3 separate regions of the Mus musculus genome follow, and all the other regions are linked to region 2. Evidence: chromatin loops called from intact Hi-C (ENCODE). Cell type or tissue: gastrocnemius. All regions are shown on one strand. Each heading gives the region's core, and the rest is flanking DNA. Links, peaks and the distances in the headings are about the cores only.

The links. Peaks named below come from ENCODE experiments on the same cell type or tissue, not always from the same donor. Only the 100,000 strongest peaks of a DNase experiment are listed, where the experiment ranks them.
Region 1: a loop joins it to region 2, with 5 times the contacts of the local background. A loop is called at or near these places in 29 of 42 quality-filtered maps.
Region 3: a loop joins it to region 2, with 8 times the contacts of the local background. A loop is called at or near these places in 16 of 42 quality-filtered maps.

The regions. Positions count from the first base shown.
Region 1 is chr2:118,639,451-118,644,164 of GRCm38, reverse strand. It overlaps Bub1b (BUB1B, mitotic checkpoint serine/threonine kinase), which reads right to left. Exons shown (of 23, transcript NM_009773.3): 22 at 4,426-4,532; 23 at 2,573-3,077. The coding sequence ends at 2,846. Among named protein-coding and RNA genes, the nearest start is that of Pak6, 22 kb to the left of the region's middle. In gastrocnemius, for the core only: no CTCF peak of the experiment used is centred there; no DNase peak of the experiment used is centred there.
Region 2 is chr2:118,877,720-118,885,375 of GRCm38, reverse strand. Ivd (isovaleryl coenzyme A dehydrogenase) reads right to left here. Exons shown (of 12, transcript NM_019826.4): 10 at 7,611-7,656; 11 at 7,429-7,501; 12 at 2,467-4,923. The coding sequence ends at 4,790. Among named protein-coding and RNA genes, the nearest start is that of Gm32798, 6.2 kb to the left of the region's middle. In gastrocnemius, for the core only: no CTCF peak of the experiment used is centred there; a DNase peak (open chromatin) is centred at 3,024; H3K4me3 peaks cover 295 bases; H3K27ac peaks cover 257 bases.
Region 3 is chr2:118,696,658-118,701,371 of GRCm38, reverse strand. It overlaps Pak6 (p21 (RAC1) activated kinase 6), which reads right to left. Exons shown (of 11, transcript NM_001033254.3): 11 at 3,352-4,714. It overlaps Ankrd63 (ankyrin repeat domain 63), which reads left to right. Exons shown (of 1, transcript NM_001081971.1): 1 at 1-2,269. Among named protein-coding and RNA genes, the nearest start is that of Ankrd63, 4.9 kb to the left of the region's middle. In gastrocnemius, for the core only: no CTCF peak of the experiment used is centred there; DNase peaks (open chromatin) are centred at 3,199, 3,687 and 4,541; H3K4me3 peaks cover 482 bases; H3K27ac peaks cover 558 bases.

The DNA.
Region 1 (4,714 bases), core at 2,215-4,714, 240 kb after region 2:
CAGTCCTGGAGTGGAAAAGCAAGGAACCAAGCAGAACACTAAAGCCATCTCAGGCTGGTTGTAGTAGAACAGGCCAGTAACTCCACCATTTGGGAGAGGGAGGCAGGAGTTCAAGGCCACCCTGGGCTACATACTGAGATCAAGCCTGAGCTACTTGAGTCATTATCTTTTTTTATCTTTTCTTAAATTGACTTACCCAAATTGATTTGGGGAACAAGGAGTACAAGAGGTTAGATCATAGCATATGGATATAAAGTATATTCTCTGCACAAGGCACCAGAGGGGGTTAGAAGGCATTAGAGGGGCTGAAAAGGTGTTGACCTGCGTGCTGGCAAACACTGGATCAGCCTTTAACTCACGCTAAGGCACTGAACGGGGCACTGGGGACAGAGTTCAAGCTTTAGGTCTCAGTTTCAGCCCTGGATGCTATGTGGTTCGTCCTTTCTCGCTGATCTGTAAAAGGTTTTATTTATTGTGGGTGTGTGTGTATTGGTATGTGTGTGTTGGTATGTGTGTGTTGGTATGTGTGTATTGGTATGTGTGTGTAGGTATGGGCTCGTGTGACACACACATGTATGGAGTCAGAGGATGACTTGTGGAGTCTGTTCTCTCTTCTACCATGCAGAGGGTAGGACTCTGGTCATCAGGCTTAGTGGTAAGCGCTCTTACCCAGACACATCTGTACCTTGGTAAATACTCAGCTTCCATGCCTCCGACCTCATTATAGTCAAAGTCAGTCATGTTAAAAGCATGCTGCACCTGCTCCGTAGGGAGCTGTTGAAGTCAGAATAGAGTAACTTTTGGTAGAGCAAGAATTTTGTTTTCAGTTCCAATGAAGAGTGCACCTTCACTGGCCTTGCCTTAGACTTTCACCTTAAGACATCAACAAGTTATTCTGAAGGCCTGTGCTAACCCTGAAAGACTTTCCTACCTGCCTGAGATCACAGCTCGAGCAATAGGCCACAACTTCCTCCAGCAGGAAGGAAGGAGTTCACTTCCAGACTCGGGTCTGGCATCAGTTAGAACACTCTGACTTGTGAGGAGGATGCCTCTAACAGGGCCCCAAGCAAGTTAGGGCACAAAGTGCTTTGTGAATGGGGAGAGCTTATTCCACAGTCTTCCTCCAAACGGGGAGAAAGAAGTCCTGTTCTTCCCAGTTGTGCATCTGTCTTTCCTTCTCCCAGGCCCAGCATTCTGTTCTTCTTGCTTTCATGAGACCAGATCAAAGCCACCTGTAGCCTCTACACAAAACAAAGGCTTCCTTTTCCTAAGACAATGGGCATCAAATATGAGGGAGTCTGGTGGGTGGGCCCCTGAAATTCCAGCCCTCTGGGGAATGTGACCAGAGTACCTGGGGTTTGATGGCAGCCTATGCCCTGCAGTGATCTTAGCTTAAAAATAAACAAAAATGAAAGGGAAACGGAAAGGGTTCTATTTTGTGGTTTTATGCTTTTGTAAAGAAAACTGAAGCGATGGCAGACATTGTTGATGACAGGCACTGTTGGCAGTGACATCCTTTCCTGTCCTCAAAGGCTGAAGTTGGCGGAGGTCAGAGAGTGGGGGGTGTATGGGGTGAGGTGTGGGGTGTGAACAGAGCTGCAGGGTGTCCTGGCTCCTCCCACTCCTGCTTGTACTTTCAGAAACAAGATTTGCCCATACAGCAACTTGGCTGCCTAGACTGCTGAAGTATTCACTAGGTAGAAGCTTACTTAAGTTAAAGGCTCTCAATTTCCTGGGCAATACAGGGCACTGGGGACTAAGAAGGACTTGATTACAGAAAGGCAGTTTCATCATTTATTATCTTCAGTATAAGAAGCAAACTGAAGATGTTTGCAGAACTGTATTTTGGTTGAAGGAAAATATTTACTTTCTTTGTCTTTCAGATACATTTTTTCTGGCTTACCCTGTCGAATTTGCCCAAGTGTTTCAGTTGAGAGATTAGTTAGGGAATCTGCTCTCTAACAAGCTTAGAGCAACAATGGTGACAAGTAGAGGAGACTCAGGCACCAGCACGAGTGGACATCAGGTGACTGACATTTTAGTGTGAAATAAATAAATAAATGCTTATTATCCTACTGAAGAAACAAAAGCCTTAATGACACACACACCCCCACAGCCCCCCACACACCCAGCCAGTGCGCCCCTTTGGGTGCACAGTGTTCCATCAGACTTACTGTTTTCCATATTAGTCCCCACTTCAGTCCTTTCTGTTCTGACCCCTGCTTTCCTGACACCTAAGGAAAATGGTCTCTGTCCCCTCAGCAGCCCTGTGTCCTGCATGACAGGTTGCTGAGTACTCTGTCCCCAAAGGCCGGTACCTTTGAACTTAAGGAAAGCTGGTGTGTGTGTGTGTGTGTGTGTGTGTGTCATTTTACCTGCTTCTTTCTGGACACCCTCTAGAAGGACAGAGAGAGACGGAAGAAATGGCCGGCCAGCTGCCTTCTTATAACCCAAAGGCAGCTGCTCTAAGTCTGGGATACATAAGTTTCTACCACCGTAGAGTAAGTCCTCTCCAAAATGAAGCCATTTATCACCTTAGTTTGCAAGTGTAGATGAATTGCCAGCAACAGAAATGTAACAAAAACTATTTTATTATAAAATACACAGTGAAAGGAGAGTACATGTTATAAAATTACAAAAGAGAGAAGGCAGAAGCCAGAGGGCTAAAAAGCAGCTGTCTGCACAGAAACCTTTTGAATAAACCAGATGAGGCTGCCAGGGCACAGCCACCTGGCTGAAAGCTGTGCTACTGAGAGTGACCCCTAGTGAAGGACTGCTGATGTGTCTAAGTGTGCTCTAAACAAATCACAGCAGCCCCAGACCAGTTCTTCACCATACCCATGGCTTAGGCAGGGCTCTGGGAGCCGCCTGGCTGCTTGTCTTGCTGAGTGAGCAAAGCTTCCGGGCTGATTGTCTTCCCCAGCTTCCACAGGGCTCTGTTCAGGTGGCTATGGAATGTGGCATCAAAAGCCCCACCCATTTCTGCTGCCAGCTCCCCCAGAACAGACACTGTGGACTTGTCACTGGCATTCAGAATCCGCACAAAGAATTTATTCCACAATTCACTGTCTTTTAGCCTAAGAAAATTTAAAAAAAAATCATTTCTATCAAGATTGGGCATGTGAAAATTAGAATTCTTTCTGGGTTTAACTCAGCAGGACACTAACATGCCAAAGTGATATATGGTAATACCAAGAACTCTAAGATTGGAGATCATTCAAACACTCTTGAAGGCACAGGGAAGAACTACAAAAATCAGTCTGCTGTGGTGGCCCTGAACACACATGGAAGAAGGAAATCCACTCTCGCCTGAGCCCATGGATCCTGGCCACTCCGGTGCAGTGACACCCGCTAGCACTTATCCACACACAGTCAAAGAAAAAGAAACTTCGTTCCCTGCCAGTTTTCTCACTGCAGGTCATGACAACATCCCCTCACCTCAGGCTCCGCCATCCTCAGTTCTCTGACGTCCAACCTTGGTTAAGGTGCCTTGCTCTTACTCTCCTTCTCTTATCTGAAAACTCGCACTGCTGTAGAGCAGGGGGTTGACAAAGGCGGGCCCAGCCATCTATTTTTGCTTGTGTCCATTAACCACACCAGCAGGTCCACAGCTAGACCAAGATGCCTCTTAGCCCTGCACATCTCAAAGTACCCTTCAGCAATCTCATTAACTTATCTATTTCTGTTGCTGTCTGAGACAATGTCTCACTGTGTAGCTCTGGCTGGCCTCGAGCCTCTGCCTTCCATGGGCTGGGGTTAAAGGCCTGAGCTGGCAAGTCAGGATCAAACCTATCTTAAAAATACATGCAGGAGACAAATTTCCGAATCAAATGAGGAAAATACAACTTAGTGTTCTGGAGATGAAAGCAGGGAAGGGACATTCAGTCTTCAACACTGATCTAAAATGAAAACCAACTTTAGAACTGGCATGCAGTGCGTCACTACTTGGTGAGCCTATGCTGGGAAGCCATTGGCGCTATGTAAGGTGTCTGACAAATTCCCAAGCAGACCTGAGAGATCACTTATTTCTGCACCAGGAGACTGCTCGGTGGTTTGGTTCTACCTTATCATTTAATAGATAATAATCTAAACTCAGTATACCATGTGGAAACTTAACTCTTCAAAAGACAACCGACTTTTGATAAACACAGCTGTTAAAAAGACTAACACCAATTGGTTAGAAAACTTATTCCTCTAAAGTGTTTCTATTTCTAAGCTAAGAAATGCCCTAAAGTCTGAGCAGGTCTATGTCTTATTTTCAGCTGGCCATTCCTTTCCCTGTCCTAGGTGCTCTGCAGACACTGAAGTGAACGCAGAGACAGCACTTGGTTTAAAAAACTCAGGTTGCCTACCACAGCAGAGTCCGCTGAAGAGAGAGGGCAAACTATTGGGATATGGAGGAACCCTGGAGGACCCAGTACTCACTCAGAGGTGCTCTGGCTAAGTTTCCAGAGGAGTCCATCCCAGAAGACATGGAGGTGCTCCTTGAACAGGAGTAAGTGCGCTAGGTCTGCTATACCCAACAGATCTACCTGAAATCACAAAACGCTTCATGAGCTAAAGTGTAAAGTGGCCTCTGCTTCCATTAGCAACTGATTTACACAGGGCTGAAAGCACTGACAGCTCTAGACCTTAGTAGATGTCCTTATCTGTACAGGACAGGGAGAAGAAGTGACCAGATCATTTAAGGATTACTATTATGACTTGGCCTTTT
Region 2 (7,656 bases), core at 1,939-4,438:
CCTTGCCCTTGAACGTGTCGTGCGCCCTTGGATGTTCATGTGCCAAGGTGGGAGGAAGGGGAGTGGGCTGTGGGTGAGGTGGGGAGAGAGGAGAAGAAAGGCTGGAGAGTTCTTCTGGAGGGAGCCTGCAGTGAGGCTTTAGGGGAGGGCACAGCACAGAGCTGGAAGGACTTCCTGGATGGAGAAACCAGCTGGGGCAAAGGCCCAGGCCAGAGTAAGGCAGGGAAGACTGCGTACAACCACAGCTGCTGTGCTCAGCAGCGGAGAGGGGAGTTGCAGAAAGAGTCAAGATAGACCCAAATTGTGTTTGCTTTGCTAATCCTTAGGTCCCCCTCCCCCAAGACAAGGTCTCCAGAGCCCTGTGTGACCTGGAGCTCTCTCTAGACTAAGCTAGCCTTCGAATTCACAGAGACCTGCCTACCTTGCTTCCCAAGTGCTGAGGTTAAAGGCACGCAGCACCATGCTTCCTTATTAACACTGGGTCTAGTGTGTTGCTCAGGTAGCCTCAAGTTCCTGGCCCCAAGTGATCCTCCTGCTTCAGTCTCCAAAGCATCTGGGACAAAGGAGCTCTACTGAGATGTTAGGTCTTTATTTGGGGGGCACTTTCCCAGTCCTTTTACTTAGGTAGCCCAGGCTTGCCTTGAACTGGATATATAGCTCAGGCTGGCCTCAACGTCACTGTAATCCTTTCCTTCAGGCTCCTGAGTGCTTGGGTATACAAGATGCCTACTATGCCCAGTGTAACCTTTGTATTGACCTTAAATGTGCTGGGATGCATGGTTGGCTCCATCAGAGGAGGCTCCATTGTTCTCTCTGGCTCAGGGTGGAGGTGCAGTTCAGCGACCTGGACTGGAAGAAGGGAGGCAAGTTGGATTGGTGTGGAGAAGTCGAATTCTGAATGGCTCTTGGTTAGAGGAAGTAGGTAGAGCACAGTAGGGGAGAGCCCCCACCTTGCATAGTGTGGCTCTGAGTTCCTCCACTGTGGAGTGGAATATAGGCAGAAGAAGAGGCTGGTATGTGCTCCTGCCCTGTCCCCCCCCACACCCCCCATCTATCTGGGGGCTTGTCTAAATGCCTGTTGGATAGTGAAAAAAATATGAGCATATAACAAGATTGTCATAAATGACAATTATGCACATTAAAACAGTATCCTTAGGAGGACCTACAATCGAACCAATCAATCAATAGAGCACTTAGAAGCATGAATAGCCAAAAAGGAACTCCTTACAGATTCAAAAGAAGTTTTGTCCTGGGGGAATGGTACAGGGGGAAGGAGGGGACAGGCTTTCCTCTTCAATAAACTTTTAAAAACTTACATTGTTTTGGAGGGTGGGGAGACGGCTCCCCCGGGTTAGGGGCATTTGTTCATTGAGAGGCCCTTGAATGGGTTTCCCCGCTGCCCACAAGGCAACTCATAACATCGTTCTAGGGAATCCAGCTCCTCTTCTGGTCTCTGCGGGTATCAGACTAACAAGCAGAACACATATACACACGCAAGAAAAATACTCATACACATAAAATAAGTTTTGGAAAAAAAATTACAGTTTTTTAAACTCTGACCATAATTTTTAAAAGAATACCACACTCATCTTTGCTGTTTATGGTCTCCCTGTTTTTGTTTGGCCTTCTTGTATGAGATGGTGGTGATAGTGGATAGTGATCTTTCAATGTTCTCATTTAGTAAAATACAAATTCTGGGGAAATTTCAGTCTTGGAAACCGTGCATCCAGAGCACGAGTGGGAAACTGGAGCGTCCAGAAAGTCACCGCGCCTGCGAGTCCGCGGATGGCCGGTAGGGGTCAGGCGAGCTCCACGCAGCGCTGACTGAGCGGGTCCCGGGAGTCCTCGCTGCAATCGGCCGCCCGCAGAGCTTTAAGGCAGGAGTCTTAAGAAGTGAGAGCACTTTAGATCCGCCATAAGCAGATAACCGATGGCCATGCGGATTCCAGCCCCCACCAGGGCACGCTGTGTGCTAGACGCTCTCTCCACTCTGTGTGCTGTTGCTTTACTCCGGCTCGGGCCCCACCCAGCCTCCCGGGCGTCAGAGCGTGGCTGGCTCACCCGTCGTTCCTAGGTTTGAGCAACTCACCCAGCAGGGCTTTGCATCCTTAAGCAATCTTGCCTTGAGCACTCAGTTGGTTGCAAAGGTCAGGGAAGGAGTGGATGTGTGAAGTGAAGCAATATTACAAGGGACTACCACTGGGATGTGGGGCTAAGACTCTGGTCCCTGGGGAGAAACTCTCTCCAGGCCCAAGTTGGATTATCAGCGGGGTGGGTGGGGGTTGGGAACCAAAACCAAACCAACTCAACCAAACAAAAACCCCCATATAGCTGCCTTAGCCCAGTGTCACTCCCTAGGGAGCCCAGGTGTTTGTCACTAGATTCTGATAAGGCACAAGACCTGGCTACACTTAACACTTCTCATTAGCAGCGTCCCACCCCCACTATTCCCATCCACTTTTCAGACATAGTTTTTATTTTGTCTTTTATTTAAAAACATTTCTTGTGTGTCACATTAAAAAAAAATTCAGAAAAACAATCACATTCTTCCTTTCAGTTGCTATAGCTGGATACAAACAGATTGGGTAATTATAGCTCATGGTTCCAGAGGCTGACTATCAAAAGCATGGCGCTCCCAACTCCAGTGTTCTTCTCTTGCCTGATAACATGGTAGGAGACCTGACACGACAGAGCAGGCACACTAGTTTAAGATTCCCTTTTATAAAGCCACTAAAGTCATTACTACCTAAACCATTAACAAATGGCTGGGACTGAGGTTTTTAACAGGTGAACTTCTGGGGCACACTCTCGTTGGTAGGGTTCCTATGGCATGACTGGGTGACATGTTGCCTTCTGATAACTTATGGAGGTCAGAGGGCAACTCTCCATCCCCCATATGGGTTCTTGGACTCCAACCCAGGTTGTCTGGCTTGGTGACAATCTTGCAGGCGTGCAGGTCCTCTGCCTCATTTTGATCATCTTCTGTGGGTTGTTCCAGGGATCTTCCTCAGCTGGTCAGTGTATCTACTGCATTCATGAACCCCCTCTTAAGATGGGACGGGTGTGGGGTTGCTAAGGTGCTGACTCCACCTGTCTCAGACCTCAGCACTCCACCTAGGCTAAGACTGTTGGGCTGGGAGCCAGGAAAAACAGTCTTTATTTTTGGGAACTCACATGAATGTGGTAATCCACGGCCTGGGCGCTATTTGTGACGGCCCAAGGTTGGGAGGCCCAAGGTTGGGATGTCCCTGTTGCTAGCCCATTAGGATCCTAGCTCCAATTCTGACCTTGAAAAAGTCAAGTATTAAAAGAACAAAACAACCTTGCAGAGTTTGAGCTGGGTGTGGTGGTTGCACGTGCCTTTAATCTCAGAACTAGGGAGGCAGAGGAGGATCTTTGAGTCCAAGGCCAGCCTGGGCTATATAGCTAGACAAATGAAACAAAACTCAGATATGCCAGCTGTGGTGGTTCATGTATATAATTTTGGCAGTCAGGAGGCAGAGGCAGGAGGATTCTGAGTTACAGTTAGACTCTGAATCAAAAGCAACCCCCCCCCAAAAAAAAAACTCTCAAAATCCTCCAGAAACTTAAGACTCTCCTCCTGTCTTCCCACACTTGACACCCCCCCCCCATTTTCTCCCCCTTTCCTTTAAGAAAAAGCACAGGGTGTTGCCTGTAATCCCAGCACTCAAGAGATAGGGGCAGATCTACTGTTCAGGGTCTTAGTTCAAAGCTAGTCTCGGCTACAGGGAGACTAAAATAAAACCATGGAGAAGTTGGTAGGGCAAGGAGCTGACTCAGTGGTGCAGTGCCTGCCTAGCACAGCCTAGGTACAATTTCACACACAACAAGAAGAAAAGTCACCAGGAGATCTGGGTCTGAGACTTCCTATTCTGGCCTCCTATCCCATTCCCAAAGGGCAAACTGAAGGGCAGGCCGCTTCAAGGACATTCTCTGGATGCAGACAGGACCATAGCAAGTGGCTTGTTTCTCCTGCAGAACACGGCTTTGGGCGCAGAAGGGTTTACCTTGCAGTATATTTAATACAAAATGGCAACAGACATTGTGCAGTTGTAATAAAATTAGCCACAGGGTGTCTAGAGAAATATACAGAGGCAACAAGGCTGGAGGGGAGCCAGGCAACCTGGGCTGGGCCACAGGACCTGTGTCTGCTGGCCAGTCAGCTGCAGAAGGTCACATGAGCAGGCCCAGTGCTAGCCTGTGACAGAGTGATGCAGACAGACTCAGGTACACGAGGGAGCCGATCTTCTGTGTTGTCTTGCCTGGACTGTGGACTCTGTCCTTCCTGGGTCTGCCATAGGCATTCTGGAGCTGTCTAGCTCTTGGAGAAACAGTTAAGAAGGAGATGGCTTTTGCCTTTTCCTCAAGAAATGAGACCACAAGTATCTGACAACTGAAAGGGGTAATGCCTCTGTTACCCTTGAACAGAAAGGGCACCCTGCCAGAGGCTTGCCCAAGAAAAGGAGTCGGGTACCTGTCAGATGCTACCTGGAGGGTCAGGTCATCACATTCAGATGTAGAAAGCAATGGCACAGACACTGCCACCCTCCCCCCAAACCCCCCAAAAAGCCAAAGTCATTTTAGCAGTCATTTTAGGCTTTCCTGCCCGGAACGGCTGGAGAATCCGACTTCACACGGGGCAGAGGGCTGACAGAGAAGGGCAGCTGAGCAGCAGAGCTTCCTTAGACAGGTCAGAGGGCTGCCACATCTCTGCTTCCAAAGAAAGGCCTCTCGGTGCTGGGACCAGGGGGCGATGGGCCGCAGAGGGCTAGCGGAAGTCTGCATTGAAAGCTCGGCCAATGACCAACCGCCTCACTTCACTGGTCCCAGCTCCGATCTCATACAGTTTGGCATCTCGTAGAAAGCGGCCCATGGGGAAGTCATTGATGTAGCCATTTCCACCTGTGAAGCAGATGTGGGAAGAGAGAGGACAGAACTGAAGGCAGGGGGTGATGTGAGGAAGCAAACAGACCCTCCAGGATGGTCAAGGACTGGCTCCTTCCCATATAACCTATGCGCATGCGATGCCCTCCCCGCTCTCCCTCCCAGTCTCTCTGCTAGGGACTGAGTGTGGGCCTCACACACTCTAGGCAAATGCTCTACCACTGAGTTATAACCCCAGTTCATATTTTCAATATCTCTAGGTTATTTTTTATATCTAATACAACATAAGTACCATTTAAACTGTTGTTATATTGGAATGTTTAGGGAATCAGGACAAGAAAAGGGGTCTATGTGCAGTTCAGGTACAGTTTTTCTTTTCTTTTACATTTATTTAATTTGTGTACATGTGTGTGCACACACATGTGCCCTGGCATACATGTAGAGGTCAGAGGACAGTGTGTATGATGTGTCAGTTTTCTCCTTTCACCACGTGGGTCTTGAGGACCAATCTCGGCTGCCAGGCTCAGCAGCCAGCTCCTCAACCCAAGGACCCATCGTGCTGGTCCTTTATTCAGTGTGGCAAAATCCCAAGCTACGGATGTAATTCTCTTCTCTGATCATGTCCTTCCTCCCCCTTCCTTCCTCCTTCCTTCCTTCCCTCCCTTCTCCCCTCCACTCCCCTTCTCTCTCTCCCTCCCTCCCTCCCTCCCTCCCTCCCTCCCTTCCTTCCTTTCTTCCTCCCGGTTCCTTTTTGAGACAGGGTCTGTCATATCCTAGGTTGGCCTACAATTCACTATATAGCCAAAGATGACCTGAACTTCTGACTCTCTCATCTCTAACTTCCCGAGTTCTGGGATTAACTTGTAATCTGGTTAATACAGTGCTGGGCTGTGGGCTTTGTGTATGCTTGGGGATACCACACTGAGCTACTGCCCAGGTTGGCCAAGAAGTTACTATGTAGCCCAGGCTGGTCTCAAGCTCATTGCAATCCTCCTGCTTCAGTTTCCCAGGTGCTGGGATACAGGTATGCACTACCATGCCCAGCCTTTTCTGAATATCTTTGGTCTATTGATTGAACCAATAAGCACCCCCAGATATACAGGCTGTGCCGGAGGGTTGATTAAACAGAAGCAAAGGCATCGAGGGAGCCTGGTTGGGTCAGGAAGGCACAGTAGGGCTGGCCTAGAAAGTTTCCCAGGTGCCCAGGACTCAGACAAAGAAAGAACAAAATCTGGGGCTGGGACTGTAAAGTGTCCACCTAGCACACCCAAAGTTCTGGCTGGATTCAATCTCCTGGATTCAAAGCATTATACAAACAGGTGTGTTTTCAGTACTCAGGAGGTAGAGGCAGAGGATCACAAGTTCTAAGTCATCCTTAGCTATACCATCAACTCAGAGACTCTGCTTTAAAGGAAATACAGGGGGGAAAAAAAGCCCAGGCAGTAGTGGCACACACCGTTAACCCCAGCTCTCCGGGAGGTAAAGGCAGTCAAATTTCTGTGCACTCAAGGCCAGACTGGTCTACAGAGGAGTTCCTTAGGACAGCCAGGGCTACACAGAGAGCTCTGTCCCCACCCCACCCCATCCCTGATTTCAGACTCAAGTGACTGACATGAGCAGGAGAGGTGGGATTCGAACCTAAGCCTGTACCCTTCACCACTGGCCAACAATGAGGCTTCTCTCTCTGGTGACCTTATACCAGGCAGCGAAGGTAAGGACAGCTTGTAGCCTCTTCCCCACCCCTTTTTCGAGACAGGGTTTCTCTGTGTAGCCCTGGCTGTCCTGGAGCTTACTATGTAGACCAGGCTGGCCTCGAACTCAGAGATCCACGTGCCTCTGCCTCCCTAGTGCTAGGACTAAAGGTGTGTGTCATTACTGCCTGGCTACTTTTCTCTTTCATATACACATCTATATGTGCACATGTGTATATATCATATGATATATGCCTGGTATAAGGTCACCAGGAAAGAGAAGCCTTGGGTGGAGCACACATTCATTGTTGGCCAGTGGTGAAGGGTACAGGCTTAGGTTCGAATCCCACTTCTCCTGTTCATGTCAGCCACTGAGTCTGCAATCATTTTATAATATAGATAGATAGATAGATAGATAGATAGATAGATAGATAGATAGATAGATAGATAATGATTTTGCTATAATGATTTTACATATATGGATATTTTGCCAGCATGTTTTGTCAGTGCACCACATTCATGCCTGGTGCTCTCAGAGGACACGAAGAGGGTATTGGTTCCCATAGAACATCAGTGACAGATGGTTGTGAGCTGCCAGGTGGGTGCTGGGAATAGAACCTGGGTCCTCTAGAAGAACAACCAGTGTTCTTAACTACTGAGCTGTGTCTGCAGGCCCTACCCGACCCCCCATTAAAACAATAAATATTCATTTATTACTGACTGCTGTTACAAAAATGTCCCTTTCCTCTTCACAGTGGGCGGATGACTTAAAGGTGCCAGCGTGGGTGTGGCTGGCTTAAACAGGGCGAGGAGTGGAGAGGGAGCCACTCACCTAGACACTGAATGCCGTCCAGGGCTACCTGTGTGGCACACTCGGCTGCATACAGAATCACACCGGCACAGTCCTGTGGAAGGAGGTTCTTTCTGCTCAGCAGTGTCCTGACAAGCACAACGACGCCCATCCCAGGAAATGACCCACCGCCCCACCTCTTCTTCCCAAAGAATCGCCCTCACCTTGGGAATGATGTGGCCCTCGTCACAGGCTTTGGCGACATTGTAG
Region 3 (4,714 bases), core at 2,215-4,714, 180 kb after region 2:
GAAAGGACATAGCACCCCACCCCCTCCTTCCTCCCAGCTCCCCCATTCCACACGTGGGTGCTCCAAGAGGGTGGAACAGCTAGGAAGGATTTTTGCTTAATTGTATTTCTCCCAACCCTCAAAAGAACTCGTGTTTTGAGCCTTTGTGTATGAAGCAGAAAGCAGCAGGTCTGATCCGAGGCTTAAGAACCTGACAACGTCTCTTTAAATAGCACCTCAGCGAGGGGGATAATTGACTGTAGTGTTTGCCACGTTAAACGGCGACGGGCGCGGGAGTCGAGAGCCCACACGAACTGCAGGTCCCGGTCTAAATTACATCAAACTCCCGAGAGAGCATAGGAGGGGGCTGCTAAACGTCTCCTGCTTCTTGCTGGGCTGTTAATGGAGGGCAGGGCAGATGATGGATGCTAGATCAAGACCAAAGACCCCTGCCTGGGCCCCACCGCGTGGGATGCTGGCCCAGCCCAGCTTCCAGCTTTTATTACTGGGCAGATTAGTGAGTCAGAGGCAACTGTGGAGAAGTAGTTAGGCCCCCTCCCCGCGAAGTCTTTTGTCCTCTCCATCTCCGCCCCTGCCCTCCAACACTGTACCTCCTCAGAGAGAAGGCGAAGAAAGGAGTTTGACAGATTGCATGCTCTACGACCCCAGTGTCAGTGCTAACTCCTGGTGGAAAATCTGTACCAGCAGGGTGGGGTAAAAACTCCTGCTTCAAAGCAGTGAAGGTTTTCTGGCCGTGATAGTACCTCGGGTTTCTAGTTGTGAACCCCGAAGAGTGAGCATTTAAGTCCCTCACTTGTCTGCGATAAAGTCTTTGAAGACGTTGATCTTTGTGGAAGATCGTCTTTGTGGAAAGGTTTCTCACCAGTATCTCTGAGAGAACTTCCCAGAGAGAATGCTGGTGCTCAGAAACTGGGTCTGCGGTTGAAGCGTAGGAAGTCGGAAACCAGTTTTTGCAGGGGCCAGAGAGCTCCGCAGTTCCTGCCCTCCCTCGCTAACGTCCGAGGCCGCGCGCCAGCCCACATTTGGGACCGTGATCCTTGCTGCCCCCTAGTGGCACCTCTGCATTCTCCCCGCTGCGCCCCGGGAGCTCAGACTTGGCTTTCTTCGGGAGATCATTGATGTGTAACTTCTCCCTCTGTGTGCTTTTTACCCATAAAGCGTGTTCCTCTTGTAAAATATTAAATCCGGATACTTGAAGTCACTTCACTTCAATGAAGTGAGGAACAGTGAACAAGGAAAGTCAGCACTGGGTGTGGTAAGAAGTGCTCAGAAGCCCAGCAAAGACCCCTTTACCAAGAACCCCAAGTTATTTTGCAAGCTAAGGCTACTGTTGGAAGATCGCCTGCTGTCTTTAGAACAACTGGAGCTGCCAACCCTTATGACTTCTGAGCCTTGACCTGACCATTTGTGTTGTCTTACGACAGTTGCTATTCATTCTGGGATGATCTCTCTGCCACCCCACCCCACCCGGACACACACAGACACTCCTGGCCTCTGTCCCACACACCTGCACACATACACCTGCCTTTTCTCACCCCGAGGGGCAGACGAACAGTATACCACAGTGTCTGAAAAGTCAGAGGAGGTCAGGGCTGGGACACTCCAAGTGAATAGTGTTTTTCCTCTGACCCTTCGTCCCTCACATTCTATTTTCAACTATGTTTACTTTTAGTGACTTTTTTAATGGTGTAAGGATACAATTTTTTGGCTTACAAGCACCGTGGCATTTGGCTCACACATTGTGTCAGGGGTGCTGCCAACCATCCAGTGTCACTGATATGTACCCTGTGGGAACGTCACTTTGGTCAGTCTCTGTTGGGTAAATGATTGCTCTTGTCTGTGGTCTGTGGAGTTGCTGGAACATGGGTGGTTGAAAATGGTTTTTCTGATACACTGTAGATCTTTCCCATCTCAACTGAGTTGTGGGCCTTGTTGTCTGCCCTTAGCCTTAGCTAAGCCTTAGCAGGCTCTGTACAGAACTCCAGCACACTTCACTCGCTCTGGACTTCCTGTTAGCTCTAGGTATACTGAGGCTGTGGTCCTCCCTCGTCCCCTCCTGCAGTAGGAAAAGACTTTGCTGCATATTCTGCCTTTCCTGTTATTGTCGTCATCATCGTCGTTGTGAAGAGTCAGTCACCCCAGCCACTGGCACTTAGCGCTGGTTGGTGTGGAAGGGTATGAAGGACGTTGGCACATGCATTTGGAGCGATGTGCTGAAAAAGACTGGCAGGGGAGGCACAGCTAATAAACCCAGTGTTGTTGCATTGGAGACCTGGCCTCTCTTTGCCTTCCTGCTCACTGCTGCCTCTTGGCTTCCTTTGAAAAGATGGAAGCACACACTTGATTTGGAGGTACTTCCTACCTTCATCAGCCCTGGCCATGGCCATTCTACAAGTCATGGGGGCTGCTTCTCAATGAACCAATGAACCGCTGCTGGGGCTGGGGCTGGGGCTGGGGCTGGGGCTGGGGCTGGGGCTGGGCCTGGGCCTGGGGCTGGGGCTGGGGCTGGGGCTGGGGCTGGGGCTGGGCCTGGGCCTGGGGCTGGGGCTGGGGCTGGGGCTGGGCCTGGGCCTGGGGCTGGGGCTGGGGCTGGGGCTGGGGCTGGGGCTGGGGCTGGGGCTGGGGCTGGGGCTGGGGCTGGGGCTGGGGCTGGGGCTGGGGCTGGGGCTGGGCCTGGGCCTGGGGCTGGGCCTGGGGCTGGGGGGGCTGGGGCTGGGGCTGGGGCTGGGGCTGGGGCTGGGGCTGGGGCTGGGGCTGGGGCTGGGCCTGGGGCTGGGGCTGGGGCTGGGGCTGGGGCTGGCTCCTTGCTCCAAGTTAAGTGGTTTCAATGAGCACTGTTTTGAGTATAGAGCTCAGAAAAGGAAGATTGGAATCACTGTCGGAGTAAAAGTTAAAAGATATTTTTGCCACTTCCCAACCCCAGGGCTAGAACCCAAGTCTCTGGTCACTTCCCTACTCTTTTGAAATGTCAGAGTCCTTCAGTTTTAAGAAAGGAACATGGGCTGCTTTCGGGGAACTTTCTATGGGCAGCCTGAAGACCAGGAGAAGGGAGAAACCAACCTTGAATGAGGCCAGTCTCTGTGGCCTTGGGTTGCTAGGGCCCTCCCCCACACCTCCGCCTGGTGGCTCCTCGGCCCTGACCAGAGCCTTCTTCGCCCTTTCTTCCAGCCCCAGGGCCTTCCACGTCCCGGCTCCTCCTTCCTCGGCCCTCATTCTAGGTGTCCAAGCCAAAGAAGCTGGGTGATTTGTGGATTCAAGTAACCACAGAGGAGCCCTACCAGGCACCCACTCCAAGGGCATCCAGTTCCAAGAAAGCCTGGCTCCAATCCCAGAGAATGAAAAACCCAAAGGTTCGAACATTTAGTTTAATTTAAAACAGGCACAAGTGCAAACAAGTCACAAAAATGTCTAGGGAAGGATGCTTTTGTTTTTTTAAAACTCTGACCCTTAAAAAAAAAAAAAAGACCTTGCAATTTTTTTTTTTTTTTGCCCTAATGCAGGTCATCAGGGAACAGAGGAGTCTAAAAATATTATCTGGATCGGGTCCAGACACTAGAGTTCTTCCTTGGCATTCCCTGTCTCACAACAGCCAGGAAGGTGGGAAGGGAGGGAGGTCAAGGAGGCAGGGAAGTATCAACAGGACAGCTGGGGCAGCAGGCTCACAGAGGAGGTGCCCATCCCTCGCTCGGCATGAGGGACCCCCTCCGGGAGGTGGTTCACCTTTCTGTCCCAGCCCAGGGTTCTGAAAAGGAGGGGTCCCTGATCTGGCCGCTAAGAAGTTGCTGACAGGTAAAACAAAGTTTATTCCCTTACTATTCCTGCCTCAGTATGGGAGAAACTCAGAAACTTTGAGGGCCCCCAGCATGTGTTAGACTTGACATACACACACCCCTTCCCTGTTTAGGTAATAACATGAGACTTGAGAGGCAGAAAGCCAGGTCCAAAAAGCAGATTCCTTCAGAATGGAGCTTGGTAGAAAAGAGGTGGACAGCTCTTCTGAGGCTCTCTGTGGGTGACTGGAAGGACCTGGGCCACTGGGGGAAGTTTACACACACACACACACACACACACACACACACACACAGAGAGAGAGAGAGAGAGAGAGAGAGAGAGAGAGAATGTTCTCTACATCCTGGACAATGGAACCACGTTTACTGCCAACCCCACTCTCTCTCAGAAGATTCCCCCCTGGCTGCTCTCATGGTCTACACACAGGCTATTCACAGTTCCGTAGAGGTTTTCTAGGGCGAGGCAGTGCCAGGGAACAGACAGGAAACAGGTGCAAGTGGGGCTTCCAGAAGTCAGACCAGAGGAGGAAGAAGGATTCAGGCAGCGAAATCCTTCCCCGTGGCCCTCTGGGACTCCAGGGTTTGAAGCTTCAGTTGAGAATAGCAAGTGTCCATGTGGAGATGGAGCATGCACCCTCTTGGTTGCCCCAGGTCACTGTGGACACTGCCTTTAAAAATCTGCAGCAGCCTGTCGGCTTTGCTGGCTTGCGGCCAAGAGCACCACTCTCCGCGTTTCTTAGAAACATCCCTGTGCAAATAACAAAGGGCCAAACCTGCAGAAGGGGTCACTGTCATCCCAAAGGCAACTGGGACTCTGGGGAGTGAAACCAAGGGGGGCAGGTCCGGCCTGGCCCAGCGGGCAAAAGGGCAGGAGGGAAGGTGCGGAGCTTCACATTCGATCTTTGGAGAGAACACTGAGAGGGCAA